2 separate regions of the Homo sapiens genome follow, and region 2 is linked to region 1. The links are chromatin contacts, found by Hi-C or POLR2A ChIA-PET in ENCODE. All regions are on one chromosome and are shown on one strand. Each heading gives the region's core, a stretch centred on a gene start or an enhancer-like site at or near the end of the contact. The rest is flanking DNA. Distances are from core to core; before and after follow the strand shown.

Region 1 (5,181 bases), core at 1,284-3,783:
TTAGGGATTATAGTTCAACACAGAAGTTTTGGAGGGGGACACAGACATTCTGACCTCAGCAATCACATCATCCACAGTTCATTTACTTTTCACGTCCTTATTGGTGCGATTGCTGTTGGTTCTTTACTTGTCCCTTTCTTTGTTCCTCCCTTCCTGCCTCCTTTTCTCATGAATAGAATATTTGTGGTATTTCACTTTACCCTCTGTGTATTTTTTGAATGATTTATTGCATTCTATCTTCACACAGTGTTATGTGCTATGAAAATGAAGATTCTTGCAGCAGTGCATTTCCGGGGCCCAACTTCCTGTTGTCTCATCTGTTATTCCTACACATGCTACGAACACCTCAGCTGTTCATATTTTTAAACAGTTAATACTTTTAAAACAAACTAAAAATATTTACATGTCTACATATTGACAGATTCTAAAACGTTTTCTTGTATTTACTCTTTTCAGTATTCTTCATTTCTTCTTAAAAATTTGGGCTTCATTTTGCTATCATTTATTTTCATCCTTGAGACATTCTTACTATTTCTTGTGACACGTATTTGCTGAACGATTCTCTAGGTTGGCTAAGTATCTGCTTTTCTCTTCCATTCTGAAGGATCTCCTGCAGAAGAAACAGCTCTTTCAGCAGCCTGCATGCACCACTCCACTGTATTCTGGCTTCCAGCACTTCTGATGAGAACTCAGTGTTGTTTTTATTACTTCCCCCTACTTAGTTTTATTTCTGCAGGGACTTTAAGATTGACTCTGCCACTGACTTTCGGTGTTTGGACAACAAAGCATCTGGGTGTGATTCTTCTCATTTACTCTGCCTGGAGTTGACTGAGCTTCTTGAATCTTTGTGTTGATTCTTCCCTTCACTCCTGGCCATAGGTCTTCAAATTGTTCTCTTGCCCCATTTTCTCTCACCGCTCCTTCTGGGGCTCCGATCACTACAGGTATGTTAGACCCACGGGCCTCAGACACTCTGTTCCACTGTATTTTCATGCCTTTTCTCCTTGTTTTATGCTTAGGTCATTTCTATTGGTCAGACTTCAAGTTCATTCAATGAGTCTTTCCTCTGCTGTATCTAGTCTCCTATTAAACCATGGGAATTTTATTTCTAATACTAGTTTTCATTTCCAGCATTTCCATTTTGTTTTTTCTCATAGTTTTTATCTTTCTGCAATACCCCCCACCTCTTCATAGATGTTGTACACCTTTTCAACGAATTTCTGGCCTCACCTATCACAGCTATTTCGAAGTCTCTGATAATTGCAGCATGTCTCTTCTACTGACTCTTTCTAGGGCCATCTCCTCTCATGAACATGAGTCCATTTCTCTTGCTTCTTTGCAGGTCTTTTAAATTTTGATTATATAACACAATGTTTTATGAAAAACGAAGATTGTATTTAAAAGAACAGTAAAGATTAAATAACATTTACCCCCAGAAAAGAATTTACAAGCCTATGGGCAGGATCCGGATGCTGGGCCTGAACACTGACACTGGATGTCTTCTATGCTTCACGGCGAGAGATCTGCTTTCCAAACAGTAGGAGACCTTCCACCCACTTTAGGTAACTGGGTGATTCTCTCTTCAGTCTCACCCCCAGCTTCCTCTATTCCACTGCCACACTCCCAGCCTTTGGAAGGCAAATACGTTACACATGGTGAAGGGCAAGGGCGCTGCAGAGGGATGTGCTATGCCCTCATCCCACCTCCATTGTTGAAGTGTGAGTGGAGTTCCCACGGTGATTTGGGCTGCCCTGGAGGGTAGCCAGGGCTCTGCTGGGTGATCCAGGCCACCCTCGAGCGGGAGCCAGCGGCTTTCCTGCTCACCTCCCAGCCCTCAGGAGCCCCTGCCTTTTGCACACTAAAGGTTCAGAGTGCCTCAGAGAAAATGCATCCACTTTTAGGACTCCCCTGGGATTCTCATCTACCTTGCAAATAACATACTGCCATTTATGTTTTTTAAAAAGTTCAGAAACTTTTTGCTTTATCATTTTTTATGGTAAATTCTTTCTCCTGGCTCCTCTGCCATGGGAAAAACCACATACAGGTCTCTTTTCTCCTAGGAAGAAATGTAATTCATCTACATTTGAGTCTTCAGCTCTCTGATGGATCTTAGAAACGATGAGTCTGTGTATTAACCAGATTGTTCCGACGGTTATGGTTGGAACAAGAGTCTCTTGTGACTTCTACATCTCAATAAAAAATGGAATTCCAAAATATTTAAAAAATAAATTTGCAAAAATCACATTGAGCTTGTTTCTATGGTTGGCATCAAATGGATGGATCTGTATGTTGTCATCAGGCATTGATGCAGGTGACAAACTGTCAGGAAATGGGGGTTCTGGAATGGATTACTGGTGGGGTGGGGGCCACAGACAGTGTGAACTCAGCTCAGGCCGTCTACCAGCAAGCTGGTCATCAGGACCAGCCAAACACTGGCTTTCGTAAAGTTTGACTGAAGCACGGCAATGCCTGCTCATTTACATATTGCCTGTTTCTGCTTTGAGTGGCACAGCAGAGCTGAGTAGCTGTGCGGAAAGCACCATGAGGCTGGCAGCCTGGACGCCATGCTCTGACACTTTAGAGAGAGGGCGTGGGAAGGCTTTAGTTTAGGGGCTGCCAAGCCACAGAGCAGATGAAAGCACCCAGACGTGACACGGCACGGCTGTTTTTGTTGAACTTACTGAGTGAATGATGAACTCAGATTCTTGCTTTTTGGTTCAAGACATAGACTAAAAGCCAGGCATGTTCTGTGACTGCGATAGAGAATCCCTTGCTGAAAGCCAGGCGAACACTTGAAGCTGTGCAGTTACACCCCTCAGACCCTCATCATGATCTCCTGGGTCCCTAAGACTCTTCCAGCGGTGACTCCAACATTCCTGGAGACAGATGGAAAGACTCACTTAGCACCTTGCAGATCCAACATGATTATCTGTTCAGTGCAGTGTCCATCAGTGCCTAGGGCACGTGAGACATCCAAAAACACTGGTAGAATTCGAATGTTCCTCTTCTTTTCTCTCTCTTCATCCCTCAATTGTAAATTTTACAATTCCATCTGTAGATCACAGAATATCAGTGATGGAACCAGAGAAAGAGGAGGCATCGCCTAGGAAGTCGTGGGTTTGATGACGGTCATGGTAATTCCAGAGGCTTCGGCTTGTCTCCCCTTTGCATGAAGGGCAAGTGCCTGAGTAGACGTAAAAGCAGCAGCTGCATCACGGTGGCTTCCTGGGGCTATGGAGATGCGTAAGGGCAGGACGAGAACACAGTGATGCTGGATGGCGAAAGGGAGGGGTGGGAGCAGCCACCGCTGCCACACTTTGGTCACCATACATCTCAACCGTCCTCCTGTATCGGGAGAACTCCTCCACTTTTTGAGTCCTGTTTGAATACAGAGCCCTTGTGGCTCTGTAGGAAGTAAAAATACCAGAAGTCCCTTCCCAGCCTTCCTGGAAGCTAGGGTGTGGGGAGACGATCAACCAGTCACATCCATTTACAGCACAAACCAATCGGGCTCTTGCTGTCGGCAGTGAAGGTGTCCAGACACGATCCAGGTTTGGGGAATGCCATGCTGGTGGGGAAGTCTCGTGTCCAGGAACAAGGTCAGCAGTGCAGACTTCAAGGTGTGGTGTCCTCACAAGAACAAGCTGCTGCACAAGCGGTTCCCATAGGCAGGTTCCCAACGCTGGTCCTACTCCCTTGGTGGTTCTGAGAGCCACTCACTGGTGCCTCAAACTGCCAAAGGAGGTTTCCATTGCTTACAGGTCAGAAAGCTGGCTGACGTGCAGGATACCTGGAATATGGTTTCCATGATCCCCAGCGTGGCTGGGATGCCGTGTGTCAGCAGGAAAGGGCATAAAGTTCCTGCTGACGGTGGCTCATTCCCTGAGGCTTTCAAAATCCCCAACAGCACCTTATTTATTTCCTTCACCTAAAAGCAGTGTAGGGGGACAAGGAAACTGAGAGCTCAAGTTAATGAAAGTCTTATTATTACAACTATTTATTTTGAGAATTAAGATTTACATCATCTCCTGAGCCTTCCACATTTTTCTTTTTTTTTTTTATACAGAGTCTGGCTCTGTTTGCTCCGTCACCCAGACTAGAGTACAGTGGCACGATCTCGGCTCACTGCAACCTCCACCTCCCAAGTTCAGGCAATTCCCCTGCCTCAGCCTCCCGAGTAGCTGGGATTACAGATGCGTGCCAATGAACCGGGCTAATTTTTGAATTTTTAGTACAGACAGGGTCTTACTATGTTGGGCAAGCTGGTCTCGAACCCCTGACCTCAAATAATCCACCCGCCTCAGCCTCCTGAAGTGCTGGGATTACAGGCGTGAGCCACCGCGCCTGGCTCACTTCTTTCAACAATCCATGACTCCTTCTATTACTAGGGGGGCTGTATTTCTCTTTCATTGTGTGAGTTTCAAGATTTAAGGGTCACTGCAATAGTTACTGTTGATTTAATCCCACACAAAGCTACTTATAATAAAGCTGCCCTCTCAGATAAATCAGTTATTTTTCTATATAATAGAAATCCAAGTTTCTGTTTATGTTTTTTTCCTAATAAATAAACAACCGCGGTCTCTTTTGGAAAACAGAAGACCTCATGTTTTTCTTCCCTGCTTCTACTAGAAGGAGGATGCAATTTTTCTGTTACAGTGAACAATATCTCTAAATCTAATGCAACAAAAGACCTTCCAGCTTACATTTTTGAAGAGTAATTGTGGCTGTGAGAAATATATTTCCAAATAATAAGTGACACCTTCTAATAATACTAAGAGAAATTTATGTGAAAGCTAATTAAACACAGAAGTCATAATTTGATCTTTCTAATGTCCACTTTTATCATAAATTTAGTAAATTGAAATTCTTTTAAAGTCATTTTTCCAGCTAAAGGTACTGGGAAATGTTACTCCTAAGAGTAACAAATAGCTTTTACTTCTAAATTTTGTTCTGTTTTTACCTCCTAGCTTTGTCAATTAGGAAAGTTCACTTCTCAGGGCCTTCATCTCTCATCTTAAAACAACTAAGAATTCCCTTAAAGAGCATGGGAAGACCTAACTAGATGCTGTCTGAATCCAATGGTCCAATGCAATGACTAAAGAATGTATTTTTCCAGCGTGAATGACTCTTAAGGTGCAAGCCCCAGACTTCCTATTTGAGAGGAAAATGCTGTTAGAAGGT
Region 2 (5,181 bases), core at 1,665-4,164, 300 kb after region 1:
TTCCTGCCCCCCGCCCCTACTGTGTTGGTATCTCAGCCGCCCCCTGAAATACACGACCTCCGCCCCCCACTACCGCACATGCCTCTCTACAAACTTGGGGGACTGCAAATAGCAGCGGGGTAAGAGCTGGGCTCTAGGGCCAACGTCCTGGCTGAGACACTAGTTCCACCCCACTCAGCTGTGATGTGAGCCCCTGAGATTTCTCAAATGTGAGATGGGAATGGTAACTGAACCCACTTCCCAGGGTGGCTGTGGAGACTGAGACCACACATGGCCATATCACGGCATCCAGCACACGTGGGACCCTAGCCGTGTTGCCCTTGATGGGAATCCTTCTATGCACCCTCTGCCACCAGGGCCAACTCCCAACAGTAGCTGTGGAGGGTGTGTCCTCTATTCCCACTCCACCCACCTCCCATTGCTCCACGCAGTGACCTGCCACGTAGCGGCCACCAGCAAACCCAGCCCCACTGTCCAGGCTCCTGTGGATACCACCCCCCCACCCCCACCCCTGCTTGGGGCGTCTTCCACTTGCGGTTCCGAAGGAGGCTGAGAAACCACCCTCAAGGGCGCTCACCTGCTCCTTGTTGCACGTAATGACCTGCCACACAGGGCAACCAGCAAACCCAGCTCCACCATCCAGGCTCTGGTGGGTAACCGCCCCCCCAGCCCCAGGTGTCTGGGAGGCTCAAAAACTGCCCTCCAAGGGCACTCATCTGTTCCTTATTGCACTAATACCTCGTTTACAGAAATCCACTTTGACTTCCCTGCACTGCAGGTGTGACAATTTAGGAATCCTGCTTGCTTGTGAGCTCCAAGAGCTTGAGGTCACGTCCACCTCACCAGCATCCCAGGACCCAGTACTGTCCCACTCTGTGATTGTGTGTTTAAAATTCCAAAATACTCTTTCAGAATGCTATTGGCATTTGGTCTGCACATAAAATGCTAAAAACCCTCAAGTGAAACAAGTATCTTCAACAGTTTGATTCAATCATGTGAGTTACACATCTGCCAAGTTGTAAAGCCTCATGCATTTTTCTGATAATATTTTCTTATGTATGGTCAAATGGTTCATTAATATAAATTACAAGAATCTCTAAGAAACAGGTTTTTTTCTGGCATTAGATGACCAAAGGAAAACTGGGTTCTGGCTGGCTTGCAGGCCTGGAGAGGCAGACATATCTGCTGAAACACAACCAAGCTCCTTCCCACTGACATGGCCTCGTCCCAGGCCCCTGAGCCGGACGCCCGCAGGCCCCTGGAGGAGCAAGCTGACCTGCCCACATTTCTCAAATGCACAGCTGTCGCTCGCACTGCAGACAGAGCTCAAGGCACGAGCAGGCGCCCACCATGCTAAAAATACCACACAGCGTCCACGCCAGGTGACGGTGGCTTTCACTCCATCCCAAAGCTCCATGTATGAATTTAGTCATGACTACTAAATAATGATTTTTAGACTCTCATGACAGACTTTGTTTGCTTTTATGCAACAAAGTTAAAAGACTATCACTCAGCTACAGCCTCTGAAACCGTGGAATAATTATTTGGGAACAGAGCCTCTGCCAGATCAGGATAAGTGCTTGGGACAATACCCCGTGACCTCGGTCCACACAGACACGTGCAGACCAGAGCCCTCCCGCACTGCTCAGCCACACGGCCACGTTCAGGCTGAAGCCGCACGATCGCCAGAAACACTGTCCCTCGCCAAGGTATGCCTGGCTTCTCCCTTTTTCCAGAACTTAACAAAACCTGAAAGGACAGGTCTGTGTAGAAAAACATCAAAAATACTTCCAATTCTTCTTTCCAGCTGAGGCTGCAGGAAGCTCATTTCAGCCCTCACTGTGTTCTGACTGTGGCCTGCTTCCCATAAGAAATAAAATCAGAATTCTAGTCGCTGTCTCCTGAGCTGTGTGGCAGGCGGACATACCTTCAGTTATGTGAGGAAAGGCACGGTGAGCCCCCTTCCTTCAGTAAAACTGCAGTTCCCAGAACACTGATGCCGTCCCCCTAACGCCACTGTGAACACCTGGACAAGTCACATTTCAATACGTGCACCTTCGTGGGCTAGTTTTACTACTTCTCTATTAAATCACCCCAAACTTAGTGCCCCAAACAACACGAACTTATTTTCTCACATTTCTGGAAACTGGAATCCAAAACAGGTCCCACCAGCTAACGTCGAGATGTCAGCAGGGCTGGCTCCGGGGAAGCGACCGTCTCCTTGCCTCCCTCAGCCTCTAGAGGCTTCCGCATCCCCTGGTCCTTATGGCACCCACCATCTTCAGAGCCCACGGCAGCCCTGGCGGCTCCTCAACAGGAAGACGCAGAATATCGGGAGCACAGGCTTTATGCCAGGGCCAGGACCAAGCCCGCCCGCCCGCCCTCCCACCCAGCTCCTCACGCACTCCCGTGCGAGCTAATATAGATTCCACTTTAACTAGTGTCACCTGTGCAAGGGGTAAGTGCCCAGCTGTGAACCTGGTTACCCTCACCCACACAGACCCCAGGAATAAACTCATGGGCCATGGACCACTCCACAAGCAATGAGTGACCACCTGGTCGGGGACCTCCATGGCCCAGCAGAGCCCTCTGGTGCCTCCCCATGGGCCCAGGGACCGGCAGGCTGGGCTCTGCAGCGCCAGAGAGTCCTGGATAAAAATGGCAGCTCCCGTGTTGGGAGGCACCCGCCCGTGGATGGGTTCCCTGTACTTTAAGTAGACCAGGTGGACAAGCTACACCACTCACGGCTCCATCACTAGAATAACAGCTGCACGTGGCAAGTGCACGGGGTGGCCACCCCTTCAGCCCAGCTGGCTGCACTAAGCACATCACCGGCAAGACACCCAATCAGATGCAGCTGCTGGCACAGCCCAGGTGTCGGCCCCCAAGAACATTCTGGATCACAATTCACAGTAGTGATTGCGATCAGGGTCACATGTGGCTGAATGTATTTACGGAGGACGCCACAGCCGATCTGGCTGGACGGAGAGCATTTCCCCTTGTATAGTCTTACAAGGCCATTTTATTTGTGCTTTATTCAATTTTTATGGCTTTTTTCTGCCTATCTATTTTATGGGAGTGTTTCTTGTTCTTACAACTGCAGTGATACTTCAAGCTACAACTATCAATGTGTAAAATTAGTTTGGAAGGCGCCTTATCATTAAACGTTTCACAAGCAAGCAGTCAGAGGCACCTAAACCACAGGCCTGTTTTCTTCTCTGAGCCAAACCTACATTGGACTCAAAGAAAACGGCACACGGAGAGGGGCTGGATCTCCAGCACCCATTCCTAGGGGGCCTCCTGAGGGGCAGATACGGAGGGAGAAGCCCTGGGCTATGGCACCGTCGTACTAAAGAAAAGTCCATTTGGGTAAATTTAAGCACCAGACAAGAAATTAAGCAAACCATGAAAAGAAACCACTAACCACAGCTTCTCCAAAACAGAACTAAACTACCTTTAGTTTGAATTGGAAAAGCAGAAGTGATGATCAGGATACAAAAAAATGACAAAGTATCTGAACACGGGAGAATAAACAAGGGCCACTGTCTCCTCCTGTGTCAGTGGGAGCCTCGCATCTAAGCTGGATTTAGAAGGTTGCTACTTTGGACTGAAAGTTATCCCCAACCCTGCTTTGTAAGCAAGTGGAGCAGAACGCTTCAATTATTTCAACGTTTAGTGGTAAAGCTCTGCAACTCTCAAAACCATTTTAATTGGTGTGAATTTTATAGTAACTAAATCTGTCGGCTGGAGTATCTAACGGCTTAACCACGGGGTCATGTGGGAAGATTATTCCAGTTGTTTTTGTTTTTCCCACTGAAGATGCATTTGAACGTTCTTGTAGTTTTCAGTTGGCTGGTTCTGACGTTTGGTCCTGAGGAGGCCCAAGTACCTGGAGAGGAAGAATCTGAAACCTCAAGACACTTGAGTGCAGTCTTCAGAGAGGGAGACCCCGACCCAAGGGGCCACTGACGGACTCAACACAGGCACAGGGCCGCCCGACGCAACGGGCCACGTATTCGCCACTTACCAAACAACATAAGCACACACCCCCAGGTGTGCACACACCTTCTGTACATGCTCATCTGTGCCAATATGAGCACACACCCCCAGGTGTGCACACGCTCTGTACACATCTGTCCCTGCCAACACCCACACACACCCCCAAGGTGTGCACACATGCTCTGTACATGCTCACGAGTCTGTGCCAATATGAGCACACACCACCCCCGGGGTGCACACACTATGTGCTCACGAGTCTGCCAATATGAGCACACAACCCCAGGTGTGCACACACGCTCTGTATGCGCTCACGAGTCTATGCCAATATGAGCACACACCCCCCAGGGGTGCACACACACTCTGCACATACATCTGTCCCTGCAGCCTGAGTCAAACAGTCACAGAGAGGAAGAGGAGGAGGAGGAAGGATGCGATGGGCACTGAGGTCTTGGGCCGGCTCCCCTCCCTATCTCGGGGGAGACCCCTCGTGTGATCCTGCCATCACTCACCCTTCCGCCTCCATCCTCCATCCTCCCACGTGGATCAGGAGGACGCCCACTGCACAGAGCTGTGATGAGCATGAACAAAAGACGGCAGGAGCTCATGCCAAGGTGCTGAGCACGGGGCCTACGGAGTGCTTCTTTCTGCTGCGGCTGACATCATCAAACAAGAGGTTGACATGGCTTCCGGAGAGGATGTCATTCGCTGATAAACTGAAACATGTGACCTAGAATCTACTGTGAAGGTCTAAGAACAAACCAACAAACCAAATGGTTTTGTTTGTTTTTCAAACACCATAGCCTGTTTTTTCTTTTTTTTAATGCTCTACCGTGTGTCTTAGTTTAATTTCAAAGTAAGTCCAATAAATACACAAAATCACAGGACTGAGCATTGAGCATTGTTTCCCTTTGTGTCCTCCAGCCTTTAGGACACATTAAGGAAAGACATGATTCCAGGATTCCCATTAGAAAGGCTGCCCTGAGGCACCTGCTGGGGCTGCCAAGTCGCAGCTGTTGATGCTGCCCCCAAGCTGCTTGGATGAAGCGGAAGATTCCAGAAGTCTCTTCTCCTCCACCCCTCGCCCAGGAGAGATGGTAGGGGGAGGGAGGAGGGGGAGGGAGGAGGGGGAGGGAGGGAGGAGGGGGGAGAGGGAAGGGAGGGAGGGGGAGGGGGAGGGGGAAA

The links. A loop is a pair of places that touch in the nucleus more often than their neighbours do. ChIA-PET counts read pairs that join two places held with the same protein, here RNA polymerase II (POLR2A). Pooled maps may share reads with other maps.
Region 2: a loop to region 1 is called in a pooled map, with 2.5 times the contacts of the local background. The contact joins two enhancer-like sites. A Hi-C loop is called at or near these places in 1 of 50 pooled maps. POLR2A ChIA-PET finds 5 or more read pairs at or near these places in 2 of 52 experiments (PC-9 and Panc1).

Annotation. Positions count from the first base shown.
Region 1 is chr10:314,863-320,043 of GRCh38, forward strand. All of the region lies in intron 31 of DIP2C (disco interacting protein 2 homolog C), which reads right to left. Among named protein-coding and RNA genes, the nearest start is that of ZMYND11, 180 kb to the left of the region's middle. RefSeq lists an enhancer at 1-184. Within about 2 kb of position 2,534, at least 4 of the 41 ENCODE cell types and tissues checked have a DNase peak (open chromatin) inside an H3K27ac peak, as active enhancers do.
Region 2 is chr10:617,162-622,342 of GRCh38, forward strand. The region is part of intron 1 of DIP2C (disco interacting protein 2 homolog C); the gene reads right to left. Among named protein-coding and RNA genes, the nearest start is that of DIP2C-AS2, 8.8 kb to the right of the region's middle. RefSeq lists an enhancer at 2,708-3,207. Within about 2 kb of position 2,915, at least 3 of the 41 ENCODE cell types and tissues checked have a DNase peak (open chromatin) inside an H3K27ac peak, as active enhancers do.